2 separate regions of the Homo sapiens genome follow, and region 2 is linked to region 1. A link is a contact called in ENCODE Hi-C or POLR2A ChIA-PET data. All regions are on one chromosome and are shown on one strand. Each heading gives the region's core, a stretch centred on a gene start or an enhancer-like site at or near the end of the contact. The rest is flanking DNA. Distances are from core to core; before and after follow the strand shown.

Region 1 (7,074 bases), core at 2,047-4,546:
GATGGCCCTTGGGACTGATCCAAGTGTGACATTTCTAAGACGTTCTCCGCTTATAACCACTGCTTCCAGTCTGTGTCTTCTGATTTTCTGAATTCATGTGATAGTAGGTTCAGGAGGAAATAACATTCATTCTGCTTTCCCCACATGATGCCTTTTGTACATTGGATTGCTCCTCTAGTTTAGATCTGTTTTACTAAGCAGCAGTGGTCAAGGGACATGGTGGAGAGAAGTGTACTGAGTTCTAAAGAAGAGTGTAAATGACGTCTCTGTGGCATATTCAGATGCCATCAGGAAGCTTTTGTAAGTGAGGGGAGCATCAGGAGGGAGGTGTGGAAATCAGCAGCACTTTCTGAAAATGGTGTAGCTTGGGAGGCTGTATTCAACTTAGCTTGGATTTTAAATGAATTAAAATGGATGTGCTCAAGTTATGAGCCTTGCCTCATCAGTGCTATAAAAAGCCCTTTAGCCGGGCTGTAATTTGACTCTCCTCTCTAATGTTACGCAATATTCCTATGGTTACAGAGCCCGAATAAGTGGAAGCTAATCATTAGTTTGCTAAATGTGGTTCATGCAACAGTTCACAACTCCCAGACTTGCCAACTGCTGCTTGTTCAGTTTCATGTTCACTCTTCTTGGGTAGAAGTTGGTTTCTTCTTTAGAAAAATGTACAGTAACATTTGTCTCACATCCAGGAACCATGCAGGATGGCAGCTCTCCACGTGTCTTAGGATGGGGAGGGAAAGAGGTCATGCAAAGCAGAGGTTTTTGATACATACTCTTCTGCAGGAAAAAGCCATTCAGGGAGTGCAAGATGGCAAAGACACAAATTAAAGTGGCAGACATTTTGGATACTGGGAAAATCACATTTTGTGAACTTTTCAGAAATTTGCTGTGATAGAACTCTATGGAATTTACTGTTCTGTAGCCCCAGAAATAAAATTATGCTCTTGGGCCAGGCGCGGTGGCTCATGCCTGTAATCCCAGCACTTTAGGAGGCCGAGGCGGGCGGATCTCGAGGTCAGGAGTTCAAGACCAGCCTGGCCAATATGGTGAAACCCCATTTCTACTAAAAATACAAAAATTAGCTGGGCATGGTGGCACATGCCTGTAATCCCAGCTACTTGGGAGGCTGAGGCAGGAGAATCGCTTGAACCCAGGAGGTGGAGGTTGCAGTGAGCCAAGACTGCGCCACTGCACTCCAGCCTGGTGACAGAGTGAGACTCTGTCTGAAAAAAAAAAAGAAAAAAAAATTATGCTCTTTAGGTTTTTCCTTGTTTGTTTCATGTGACAGGAAAGACTTCATTTTATTGCTCAGTGTCACCTGCAAACATCATACAGGTACTGTGCCTTTGAGAGCCACATGTTTCTGAGCTGGGGACCCTTTCCTCTCTCATAACCCAGTATGTGTCAGGGGAACACACGGAGAGCAGTAGATACCAGCTGGATTTGTGCCCCTACCTGGTGATGATAGGCTAAATCCTGAAGCCATTCATGAGTATTTGGCCTCTTTCTATTTGGATGAAAGTGGTTTCTTTCCCAGGAAATAGAAAATGTCTTCTGCCCACCTCTGACTTATTTTTTTTCCAGCTGAAAGGCTGTTGGTCCTGCAGGAGGAACAGCTTTCTTCATTGATGTCCCAGAATTATTCTTGGAGACTCTTCAGAAAGATGCAGTCTGGTGGCTGCCTCCCTTTACCTGGTGCATCATTTAGATCTCTTTGCATTGTAAAAAGACGGAAATCCTGACCTCACCTGGCTTAAGGGGAAAAAGGAATTTACTGGCTCATATGATAAGAAGGAGAGGCAAATACAAGGGTTCAGGATCCACCATTTCTGCTTATCTTGTCTCTGGGTTGTCGGACTTTCAGGCTCTGTGTGGTGGCACCTGGCAGTTACATAACCTCCTAGTGCAAGCCCAGCAAACAGCAAATATCTGTTCGTGAGTCCTGGAGAGTTACTCTGATTGGGCAGGCTTAGGTCTTGGGCCATCCCTCATCCAGGCACTGAGTCCAGAGAGTTGATATACTTTTGGCCAGTCTGTCCTGAATCTCATTCTCCACCCCTGGAAAAAGTAAGAAAAGGGTTGCTCTCCAACTCAAAATGAGGTGCTATGCAGAAAAAAAAAGGACTGGGAGCTGGTGGCAAAGAACTAGTCTTTAGCCAGTATGAGGGAGCTGGATTCTCCCTCCTGTGCACTGAAAAAGACTCTGTGACCCTCCCACCAGTATGTGTATGACCTGGCCTGCCTCACCAGGGACAGGATGGGGATCTGTGAAGCAATTACACTCCCCAACCTCTGCCTCTTCTTCTCACCTCCTTGTGTGCTACTCAGGAAGATTATAAGAATTATCTCTCCTGTTCTTTTATCATACATGCTTGTTTAAAATATACTGATTTGTTTAAAAGTCCATGCAAGAAGAGACAAAAGAAATTGTCAGAGCTGATATGGTGGTTCTCATTGCACATTTGAGCTTAAAGCAATTTTTTTAAAAATACAAAAGTAATGGAATAAAATCATACCACAGTCCACCACTTTAACCCAACCACTAATTTAGAGTATTTCCTTTCAGCCTTGTTCATATAAAAAGTTCATAGAAAAAGTTTCTCATAGACATATCTTGTTTTTTTTTATTTGACATTATATAATGCAGGCATTTTCCATGTTGCTTTACAGTCATCGTTGTCATATAAATCGGCGAGGTAATATTCCATCAGGTAGACATACGGTAATTCACTTAATCATTCTTCTATCGTTGGACATTTAGGTTGTCTCCTTTTTTTGTTGTTTTTTCTGCTTTTGCAAAGAAGAGTGTGTGCTGAACGTTTCTGGGGTCTGTAACTTTTCTCGTGCCTTATCTTATTTTCTGAGGATAGACTGTGAGAAATGAGATTACTGGTTCAAAGGGTATAAACGTTTTTAAGACTTTGATACATATTACCAAATTGCTTCTCAAAACTCTTGCATTTGTCTCTCCTGCTGCCAGCAGGATAGGAGAGGATCAGTTTCACTGCATTCTTGCCAGCAAGAGATATTGGAATTTTTAGACATTTTCCTAATTTAATAGGTAAAAAAAATACTTGTCATTTTTGTTTTACTTTGCATTTCTCTAGTTACTAGCAAGATTGGATGCCTTTATGTGTGCTTATTTATTAGTTCCATTTTATGCTGTGCTTTATGTATTGTCTTTTCTTCATTTTAGACCCCAAGACTGCTTCTGAGACAGAAACAGATATCTGTGCTGAATGGGAGATAAAGACCATCACTAGTGCTCTGAAGACCTACCTAAGGTAGGGACTTTCCATTTGCAAGGCAGAGTGCCAGCTAGTTATCATGCAATCAGGAAGAAAGCAGTTTTATTTTCAGACTCCGGAGAGCTGTCGGGTGGGTGTTTGAGATGTGGAAACAGCTTCTGTGTGGGTGCGTTTAGCTCAGCTGGTCAAACCAATCGTAAATCATCCATAGTTGATGGGTTGCCTTTGTGCAGTGACACCCTGAGTGATTTAGGAAACTTTGTTCTATATGAGAAGTATTGTGATAATTAGCCATGAACAGAACCTAAAATGGGGTCTTCCCCGAAGTCCCTGAATAATCTGTTAAGAACACAAGGAATCATGAATCATCTTCTGTTAAGAATGCATGATTACATACCTCATGTATTTTGATAGTTTCATACTTTACACAGAGTACATTGCTGACAATGGTTCTTAAAAATGAGAACTTAATGGAACTCCTTTTTGACTCCTTCCCTTACACTGGACAATATTATTTCTCTGCAGAGACTATTTTCCTTGTATCATTTATATATGATACTACTGTACCCTCTCTATGCCTCCTTTCATTATTAAAGGTTGGGTTATTGACCAGCTGCCTGCATCTTAGTTTCATGAATAGACCAAAATATTTATGCTGGACTTGAAGGACAGGAATACCATAGTTCTTACCAAAAAAGGTGGGACCTAGTCTTAAAAGGAGAGGGGAATGGTCATCAGAAATAGCATAAGTCTCTGTGCAGATTTTTTGAAGATGGAATTGGCTGGAAAGCAAAGGAAGGAGGCCACAGAAAAGGAATTGCTGATGTAGATTTTATTGGCTATTGGGTAATTAGAGTCAAGAGTAAGATATAATGTAAGTGTTAACTAAAACTAGGAGTCGAATTAAGGGACCCAATGAGAATAAAATCTGAGCCAAGAATAATGTATAGTCCTATTGAGAAGTTTCTTATTTGAACTATCAGGAAAAAACCCTCAAGTTTATGGTTAAACATACTCATACCCCAGCAGGTAAAATTTGTTTATATCATACCTAATGTTAGGGGTTCTAGCATTCTGGAGCAATACTCCATAGTGAATTCACCACCACAACACCTACAAAAATCTTTTATAGTGTTTCTAGATGAATTGATTCTAACAACAAGCCGCTGGGAAGATCAAGACTTGCAAATATGTAGTTAGTTGCCTGTTTCTCAGACACATCTTAAAATGCTGTTGTTGATAGATGAGTCACTGACTGAAAAGGAAATCTCTTAGTTTGTGTTAGACTCTTGCATTAGCACTATTTTAGTGTTGACAATGAAACATAGTTGTGTCTATTCATTTAAGAAAGAGAGAGAATAAACATTTTGGGTGAAATCTCAGAACGCTTGCAATAGGGAAACTACATTGTTATTGTTTCCCTGTGATCTTTGTCTTCGAGAAATGTATTACAGTTTGTCAGTCTCTAGGCTGCTATTTAGAGAGAATATGATTATTCTTATTATTAAGCTGACTAGCCTATCTCCTTTTCCTCCAGAATGCTTCCAGGACCACTCATGATGTACCAGTTTCAAAGAAGTTTCATCAAAGCAGCAAGTAAGTCTTTTTTGTCTCAGTTTTAAGGGGAAGAGAATAGATTTTTCTATTTCAAAGAAGAGTCAGTATCCCAAAATAAATATTACCTAACCCTTCGTATTCTGCACATAAACTGGCCACATAACATACTCATGAGATTCTAACACGGAATAAAAAGGAAACAAATAGGGATTGCTAAGGGCCTTTCTACCACATTGAATTTACAGCAGAGGACAGAAACTTCAGAAGTCTTTTTTTTTTTTTTTTTTTTTTTTGAGGGGAGGAGGATGTTGGAGGGATAGAGAAAAACAAGTTTGCCTTTCTAGTTTTGATTATTGGAGTTCTAACTTCTTAGGTTTTTTCCAGCCTTTGAGTAGCATTTTGCAGAATGAATCAGACATTGCACATTACCTAAATTGAGCATTGGAAATGTTTCCCTGAATATGACACCATTTATATAACTTCACAGTCCTCTTTTCCATTATGTCTTCCATTTACAGCTTCTGATCATTCTTCAACTACATCATCCAGGTCCTGGTGTCATATTACTGGTATTAAAATACATAGGGATTAGGTGCAAGCTACTCTAAGTATACTGGAATCTCTGGCTACATGGGTCAGGCCTCTTGTAAAGGGGCAGAAAGATTCTCTATCAGATTTAAATCCAGCATGAATCTTCACAGTATTATTATGTCGATAACTTGTGTCTCTCCCGGGTTCCTTTCAGCCTTTAGAATTTATTTACTCTGGTAGCTACTACTGGCCTAATTTAGTAGTACCTAATGTTCTGGTGTCCTTATCTACTCATAGTTGTCCCCTTAAAACAGGAAGGAGAAAGCCAGGAGCGAAGATGGTGTTTATGTCATTTCTTTCTAGAGAAATTACAAACCCATAGCAACCATTCTCTACTTAAACCTCACATCAGTTCTATAAATAGGTGTGATGAGTACCATCAGTCTATTTGCCAGAGTAACAAAGCCACTTACCTTGGTTCAACCAAGAGAATGTGACAAGCCATGATTTAGGTTACAAGTTGGCAGAAAGACTTGAATATTTTATCTGCCATTTCTTTCTTTCTAGCAGGCTGGTTGTCATATGTGACTTGAGGATACTGGACATTTCCTTTGATATCTTTGATGCTGTCTCAAGGTGTTATTTTGATATTTGAAACCCTTGCAATGTTGTTCATGTAAGATTTGTTTATCACTTTACAAGTGCATAAAGTTCCTTACTTCCTTGAAATGAAGTCTTCCCTCTAGGGAGCCAGCTACTCCTGAGTTTGTTCTCAGGAGCAGCTCTGGGTGTGCAGTTGACTGGCTCCATTTCATCACATCATCATCTTGGCTTTGATTTTTTGATGACAATTTTTTTGGCAACCCTGTTCCAGAAAGCACCATTAAAAGGACTTCCAGATCTAGTCATGCTGGCCACGCAGTATGCACACAAGACAGGATTGTAAATCTTTGAGAAATCCTTGGGCTGTTAGTGCTCATCCTTTGGTTTCCCTTAATTTTTCAACCTTAAAGTTGTTTAGCTGTGACACTGATAAGATATTACCTCCCTCCTTCCTTTGCAGAACTGGAGAACCAGGAGTCTCGGGTCTCTGAAATCCACAGCCTTGTTCATCGGCTCCCAGAGAAAAATCGGCAGATGTTACAGCTGCTCATGAACCACTTGGCAAAGTAGGTTTAAGACCAATTACTAGCCTTTTTCTTACCCCTGAAAGTTCTTATCTTAGCAGTGAAGCTGGTCTCAGTTCTGCTTTTGTTTCTCTCTCCCACTATTGCATCAGGTATGCTGGAGGCTTAGGAAAGAAATGTGTGAAATGTTCATTGCAGTGGAGAACAGCAGCAAATGCCAGATGGCCTTCCCAGAGGATGCTGGGGAAGTGCTCATGCAACCAGGCCACCAAGCAGAGTTTTCAGGGGGATTTTACCTATGGTGATCAAGGGCAAATTGGAGTGTGTTGTCCATGATACCAGGTCACCACACAGAATTTTGTGGGATTATATGTTCTTATGCTCATCAAGAACAAACAAAAATATGTTGTGGGTTTACAGAATTTGGGTTTTTAGTAAAGAGGACTGGATTCTAGAGCTGACTCTGTTATTAACCTGCTGCTTAACCAGCCCTGAACAAACTGCTGAACTTTCTATTCCTTAGTTTCCCCATCTGTCTAATATGGATAATAGACTCCCCTTTTTCTACAAGGATCATTGATTTTTGAAGTTACATGCATTAAAGCCTT
Region 2 (7,114 bases), core at 3,795-6,294, 300 kb after region 1:
AAACATACAATGTTATGACTTTCATAAACAGCAGATTATTATGAGGCATACACTGCATGCTGTCAGACTCCTAAATCTAGGTTATCAAAGTAAGTTACTGACAAGTTAGAGATAATCAGCAAGCAATTGAGATGATATCTACTTGCTCAAGTGAGATATCTGCTGTGGTCAACCCAGGGGCTGTGTCAGGGTCATTGTGCCTCTTCTTCTCCTCCTTCGTAACAGGCTTAGAATTCCATGGTATCTGCCACTTAACATACAGCACAATCTCCTAATCTGTTCTAGCCTAGGTCCTAGGATCTCAAACCTTCAGTCCACACAGAGTGGTCTCCAGAAGAGGAGATGTAACAGAAGAGGAAAACAGATTTCTATCTAGCCTTTTAACAAAGTCAGTATCAGTTTGGCCTGAACATAGTTTATGATTTTTTCATTTTTCATTGATACTTTATTTTGACAAAGGTATAGGGGCCTTGAAAATATATAGGAAATTAGACTTTTGTGTTACTGTAAAATTTATAAATCTAACAAATCAAAATTTCCCAAATTTGGTTGACGTCGTGATTACAAGGAGATCGCCACCAAAATAATGTTTATATCCTAGTTGTGACTAAAATGAAATATTCCTAAAATATGTTAACAAAGTATAGCAGCAAAATTGAAACAACTGTAAACTTCAAAAACTTAACACAACTATACTTTAAATGTCTTTTTACACATTAGCTGTCTTAAAAACTAAAAACGTAGCATGCCATTGTTCAATTTAGGATATTTTCTTTATGAGCAGAAAACAAGAGAATCACAAAATCAAATAAGATTCTTTTATAATTTAAGATTGCTTGGCAGAAATAGTGAATGGTATAAGGCTAATGAAAATCGACTTCTGATGCTACCAAAGCAGCAACATGTGTGCTCAGTGCTTTCTGATTTACAACACAGGCTTTAGTACACAGCACTGTAAAGGAAATCCCTTTTCAGAGAGGGTGAAGCTCTTTTTAATGAGCACTTTCCTCCCTGCCTGTCTCTCTTTTCTAGAATGTTTATATAGTACAAGAAATGTATATTTGACATAGAAAATGTCAAATGTTCAAATATTCAGAATTCTTTTGCAATTATTGCAGTTTATTCAAATTGTCTTACCAAACTAAAAAGTAGAGACTAAATTTCAAAATCTTCTCATCTGTTACAAAAGGGAAGAATATAGTCTGTAACATTTTTATAAGTTGCAGTCATTAATATTTGTAAGAACTGAAATTGGCATTTCCTCCTTCTATGTGAAACACACACAGACACACACACACACGAATAAAAAGAAAAACTTGCACTTGAAAACAGACTTTAACCCAGTGCTGCTATTTCTAGGCCTCAACTCTAATGTTAGTTATTTTTTTACAGGGCATCACACTAGTAAAGAATTAAAGGCCCCCTTCCTCTGTAAATCCCACTTAAAGTACATGTTATTTCTAATGTCTATTCAAAGGGATAGAGAGTGACTTTCTGGGAAATCCATTTTACCATTATAGAACTGGAGATTGCCAAGGGCTAACTTAAGTGTTAATTTTTGCTACACAAGAATTTCGGCCTGAAAAACCTACTTCCTTCCCCAGTAAAGACTATAAAATCACATTCTCATTGTAGAAATTTAGATCAAACACCAAGGGATAAGTATCATTTGTGTGAAATGACATTGATGTTTTCAGGCAGGTAACAGCTCTACCAAAATATATGCTGCTAAAATGCAGCTTTTATGCAACCTTCAAAAACCAATAGCTTTGTTTTGTAGAGGATAAAGTCTAAATTTCTTCAGTTAGCAAATATAGCTCTCCACATTCTGTGCCCAGTCTGCCTTTCCAAAACGGGCTCTCATTTTTTTAAGTACACATTCCAGTGTCAGCTTTCAATCTCTGTTCCCCAGTGAGGCCATCTGAGTTTGTTCATTTGGTGTCTTTTTGGTTTGAGGACTACACCCTCAAAATACAGGCAGCTTGACAGAGTAAACCTGCCTATGATTCTTCAGTATTCATCTCAGCTCTCTGGGCCTCCAAGGTTTCTTGAGCATTCTAGCCCACAGTTGTGATGGTGGATTACCTGTTGATTTTGTCTCACAGCATCAGCTCGTGTTTCCGGTAGCATACTTTGGAGCTTCAATTACAAAATTTGAAATGTGACTTCAGATAAAACTACTGAAAATGCCCAATGAAACTATAAACTACAACACTCAGTGAATGGGGCAGGTTATAAGGTGTTACAATAGTACTTTAAAAAACTGATTTAATGATCAGACTAACATAGTTGATTCTAACTACTTGTAGATTCCACATCTGCAAGTTTACACATTTGCTACATTTTATTTGTAACCCCCAAATCCACACTTGCTTTCCTATCGATTCGTGGATAAGCACAGAATAGCAAAAAATTTGAGTCGACTGATATGCATGTTCCCAGCTGAAGTCAAACGAAGTGACACGCCACCTTCTTGTTTTAGCTCTCAAACTGTAAACAAGTGTCCTTTTCATGGTAAATTTAGTGGCACATTTTTTGAGTTTTGTGCTTTTTGTTGGGAATTTTGCTGTTTAAAATGGCCTCTATGCATAGTCCTGAAGTACTACCTAGAGTTCCCATGTACGAGAAGACTATGATGTACCTTACGAAGAAAGTACATGTATCATAAGTTTTGATCAGACATGATTTATAGTGCTGTTAGCCATGAGTTCAATGTTAATGAATCAACAATATATATTAAGTATGGTATCTTTAAATAGAAACACACATGAAACAAGGGCACAACTTAAAATTTTCCCATAAATATAGAAAGAGAATAGGTCTTACTGTATTTGTAAATATTTTTCCCTACAAATGCTCCTTGTATTATTGACAAAGGAAAACATCTGAATAATTTTTCTCTCCATGCATGCCAACCTGGTGAAATTTTACACAAATTCTTAATTATTGTTGCATTACATGTGGTAAAACTGAAGTGGAGGGAGGATCAGAGAGAGAAGCCTCTTCTACAGATTTCTCTCTTCTTAGTCCTCCAAGTTCCTGAGAAAGGATGAGGGGGGTCAAAGATGATCCTACTGTCTTTTTGTGGCGATTGTTAAACAGTGGTAGTATATTCTTTCTTAGTTGCTTTGCTTTACCAAAATGCAGGTTTCCCCAAGGATATCATTTTCCTTACAACACTATCTGATGATGGCTGTTCCTTCTCTAACTGCTTCTACCTGAGAGATTCAAGGTTAAGAAGGGTTAGCATCCCCTTCTTCACTGGACAATTGCCTACTCTCTTCATGATGACTCATCATTTCATGTTTGAGATCTATGAGTGGAACAGGCTCATATTTCTATCCCCTAATCCTTCTTACTATAATCTATCTTCTTAGAAGACTTTACCCCTTCTGTTTTGGAATCTGGCTCTCTTCCTCTCCAACTCTGCCATGCATCAGTATCCACTGTTATCAGATAGTGGACTCTATCCACACCCAGGCCTTGGGTTTTTGCTTCAGTTATAGTGGTTTAAAACACAGTATTTCCTAAAACAAACTCTTCTTCTAGGTTTTAACCTGCTGCTTTCCTGCAGCTTTCATAGCCTTGTTTCCTAGTCTTGAAACTTACCCTCTTCCTGTTCTCTTTCTCATTTCTTCATACATCTAACAAATATTTTGAGAGCTTATCATATACTAGGCACTGGGGTATACCACAGTGAAAAACACAAACATGAACCTTTGCTCTCCCAAAACTTTTAGACTAGCAGGAGCTGTAGAGACGAGTACACAGTAGTTGTAATACAATGAGGCAAATGCTAGGATAGGGGACACACCTGGTGCGGTGATGGTACTGAAGAGGGATATCTAACCCAAACGTGGGAGATCAAGAATGGGCCTGCATGACAATGTGATATTCAGCTGGATTTTGGAGGAAGAGGAGAAGTGAAAAGGAGATGAAGGTTAGACGTGAGGTGAAGTATAGGGAACAGCATTATGCAAAGACACAGAGCCAAGAAAGAGGGAAGTAAAGGCAGTTTAGAAAGGTTATACAATAAAAAGCTCACCAAATCATAAAAGACCCTGTAAGCCATGGTAAACCCTTAGACTGTACTCAGGACAGTGAGAACCCTAGGGTGTTCTAAAGAGGGGACTAATCTGATCACATGTTTATGTTTGAAAGCTCTAGCTGCAGTATAGAATATAGATTGAAGATGACAAGGGAGCCAGTCAAGATGATGATGCAGTCATCCAGCTACAAAATTATGGTAGCCTGGCTTAAGGTAGGAGCAGTTAAGAATATAAGTAGAAGGGTTTGCGAGGTATTTATTTAGTCCAATCTATGAGGCCTAATGACTGAAATTATGTGCACAGAGAGGGGAAAAGGGTAGTTAGGGATTATGTCCAGATTTCTGCTTTGGGGTTGATAGCACCATATATTTCCTGAGATAGGGACTACAGGAGAAAGAGGAAGCAGGCCTTAGAATAAGTCAATGAATTATTCTGGACATGTTGTGTTTGAGAGACCTATAACTCATCCAAGAAAAGATACCCAGTTAGATAGTTGGAAATATGGGTCAGGAGGCAAAGAGATACATCTGAGCTGGAGATACAGTAGATATGGCTGTCCTTTGCATAAGGACAAATGGTAACTGAAGCAACAGAAAAGGATGGGATCACTTAGAGAAGGAGAAAATGAGAAGAGGGCCTAGCACAAAGCTCTGAGAAACTCTGAAAGAAGAACTTGCCAAGAGGCTAGAGAAGTAGAAGGAGGAAAACTAGAAACAGAATTGTGTCACAGAAACCACTGGCAGATGCCTTTACAAACAGGATCCTGGTGTCTAGCACAGGGCTGGTGCCAACAGTAGGTTACTGGAAAGTGCCCACTGAATTTAAGGACAAGCAGGTCACTGATAACCTTGGAAAGGTCAATGTGAATGGAGTGGAAGCAGAAAACCAGTGATTCTGTAAGGTCAATGAATTGCCTCATACTTTCCAAATGACTCCCACATCTATCCTTTTATTTCCTTCCCTACTGCTACCACTCCAGTTAATGCTTTTACTACTTCTTGCCAGACCTTTAGTAATGACTCATATAACTGCCTTCGTATGTAGTCTCTCTTCGAGAACTGTCTCCCCAAACAAAACAAAGCAACATACAGCTCATCCTATGTACAACTGCCAGAGTAATATTTCTAAGGTACAGCTTAGAACAAGTCAATCCTGGCTTAAAAACATAATGGTTCTCTACTGCCTTCAGAGTAAAACCCAAACCTCTTAGCATGATGTTCAAAGCCTTCCATTATTTGGTCCCAATCTAACTGTCCAGCCATATCGCCCACATTCCAAACACCTATCTTTATAAAAAAATGCTGACTTTAAAAAAATTAAAGCCATTCAAAGAGTCAGGATTATAGACATACAGACAAGAATAATTTTCCTCTTTTGTTGAGGAAAAAAAGATGTGTCCAGGGCTCTCTTCATTTATTCACCAAAATGAACAAACAGCATCTGACAGAACAGAACTGTCATAAAACACAGACAATTGTCCCTTTTGTGTTGTGGCATGAAACACATGGCTTACAGAGAAAAAAAATGGTGTTTTAGCATTTAATAACACATTTGATCAATATTAATCTGTTACAGAAAACATTTCTACTCTATTATTAGCTAACTTATTTTATATTCTCAGCTAAGTAAAATGACAAAAAATTTATAAAGATATAACTTTCTTTATAAAGGTTCTCCCCAGCAATCCTGTAGAAGCTATCCGATGGTTCCTAATTGAAAGATGGTAGTTTTTACATACTTCACTAACCTAGCAAGTGTGATAGCTTTGCACCTATACTACAAGCTAGTTGGGAAATAATTATATAGGTAAAAAGCCATTTTAGGCTTTCAGACCAATTTTAATCCAAACAGATGAGAGAGACCTATAACAAATTTAAGAGAAGATGTTCTAAAGATGACCTAATAATAGATGAAGAGAGTTTTGTTATATAATTTTAGGGGTAGCTTAATCCCTTCACAACATTCCTAGTCATTTAACTTTTCTGGGGTGGCTTTCTAATATTTTATACAATCACACACATGCACAAACACACACATGCATGCACACACAATGCGGTATGCTGATGACAAAATATGCTTAGCAAAAACTTTGTCCTTCTATAATTTGGTCTGCTTGTCTTGGTACTACATTGTAATATGGGGTAAGTGGTTGTAAAGTGATCCTAGGATTGATCATAAGAAGATTACTGTGTACTTTATAAATTCTATATCCCAAAGAAATAACAGCTATTAAAAGTATTCTTACTGAGATTGGTATAATGAGTTTTCATATTATGAACTGCAAGAATTGGCTATCTCAGACATATTTTCTTGGTTTATATCCTTCCCTAATTATAATTTATCATGTTCTTCAGTTAGAGAAAAACATTTTCATCCATATTACTGAACTCTCAACATATTCTACGTTTTTTTTATATGCTGGGTTTTTTACTTGCAAAATAATATTAATACAGGCATACCTCTGAGATATTTCAGGTTCGGTTCTAGACCACAATAAAGTGAATATTGCAACAAAGCAAGTCAGACGAATTTTTTGGTTTCCCACTACATATAAAAGTTATATTTATACTATACTGTAGTCTATTAAGTGTGCAATAGCATTGTGTCTTTAAAAATGTATTTACCTTAATCTTAAAATATTGCTTAAAAATGCTAACAATCATTTGAACTTTCAGTGAGTTGTAATCTTTTTCCTTGTGGAGGGTCTTGCTTCAGTGTTGATGCCTGCTGACTGATCAGAGAGGTGGTTGCTGAAGGTGGGGTGGCTGTGGCAATTTCTTAAAGTAGACAACAATGAAGTTTCACTTTTCTTTTCATAAAAGATTTCTTTGTAGCACGAGATGCTGTTTGATAGCATTTTACCCACAGTAGAAACTCTTTCAAAACTGGAATGAATCCACTCAAACCATGCTGCTGCTTTACCAATTAAGTTTATGTAATACTCTAAATCCTTTGTTGTTATTTCAACAAGGTTCACAGAATCTTCACCAGGAGTAGATTCCATCTCAAGAAAAAAATTTATTTGCTCATTTGTCCATAAGAAGCAACTCCTCATCCATTCACGT

What was found. A loop is a pair of places that touch in the nucleus more often than their neighbours do. ChIA-PET counts read pairs that join two places held with the same protein, here RNA polymerase II (POLR2A). Pooled maps may share reads with other maps.
Region 2: a loop to region 1 is called in a pooled map, with 4 times the contacts of the local background. The contact joins two enhancer-like sites. A Hi-C loop is called at or near these places in 4 of 37 single-sample maps with no recorded cell type and 10 of 50 pooled maps. POLR2A ChIA-PET finds 5 or more read pairs at or near these places in 1 of 52 experiments (OCI-LY7).

The regions. Positions count from the first base shown.
Region 1 is chr5:143,051,240-143,058,313 of GRCh38, forward strand. ARHGAP26 (Rho GTPase activating protein 26) reads left to right here. Exons shown (of 23, transcript NM_001135608.3): 15 at 3,200-3,287; 16 at 4,789-4,847; 17 at 6,403-6,508. It overlaps LOC124901097 (a long non-coding RNA gene), which reads right to left and starts at 6,510. Exons shown (of 2, transcript XR_007058979.1): 1 at 5,813-6,510; 2 at 2,614-2,874. RefSeq lists enhancers at 3,233-3,282, 6,193-6,252. Within about 2 kb of position 3,297, at least 3 of the 41 ENCODE cell types and tissues checked have a DNase peak (open chromatin) inside an H3K27ac peak, as active enhancers do.
Region 2 is chr5:143,346,052-143,353,165 of GRCh38, forward strand. The region is part of intron 2 of NR3C1 (nuclear receptor subfamily 3 group C member 1); the gene reads right to left. Among named protein-coding and RNA genes, the nearest start is that of NR3C1, 54 kb to the right of the region's middle. RefSeq lists enhancers at 3,421-3,480, 4,765-4,864, 4,935-4,994, 6,767-6,836. Within about 2 kb of position 5,045, at least 5 of the 41 ENCODE cell types and tissues checked have a DNase peak (open chromatin) inside an H3K27ac peak, as active enhancers do.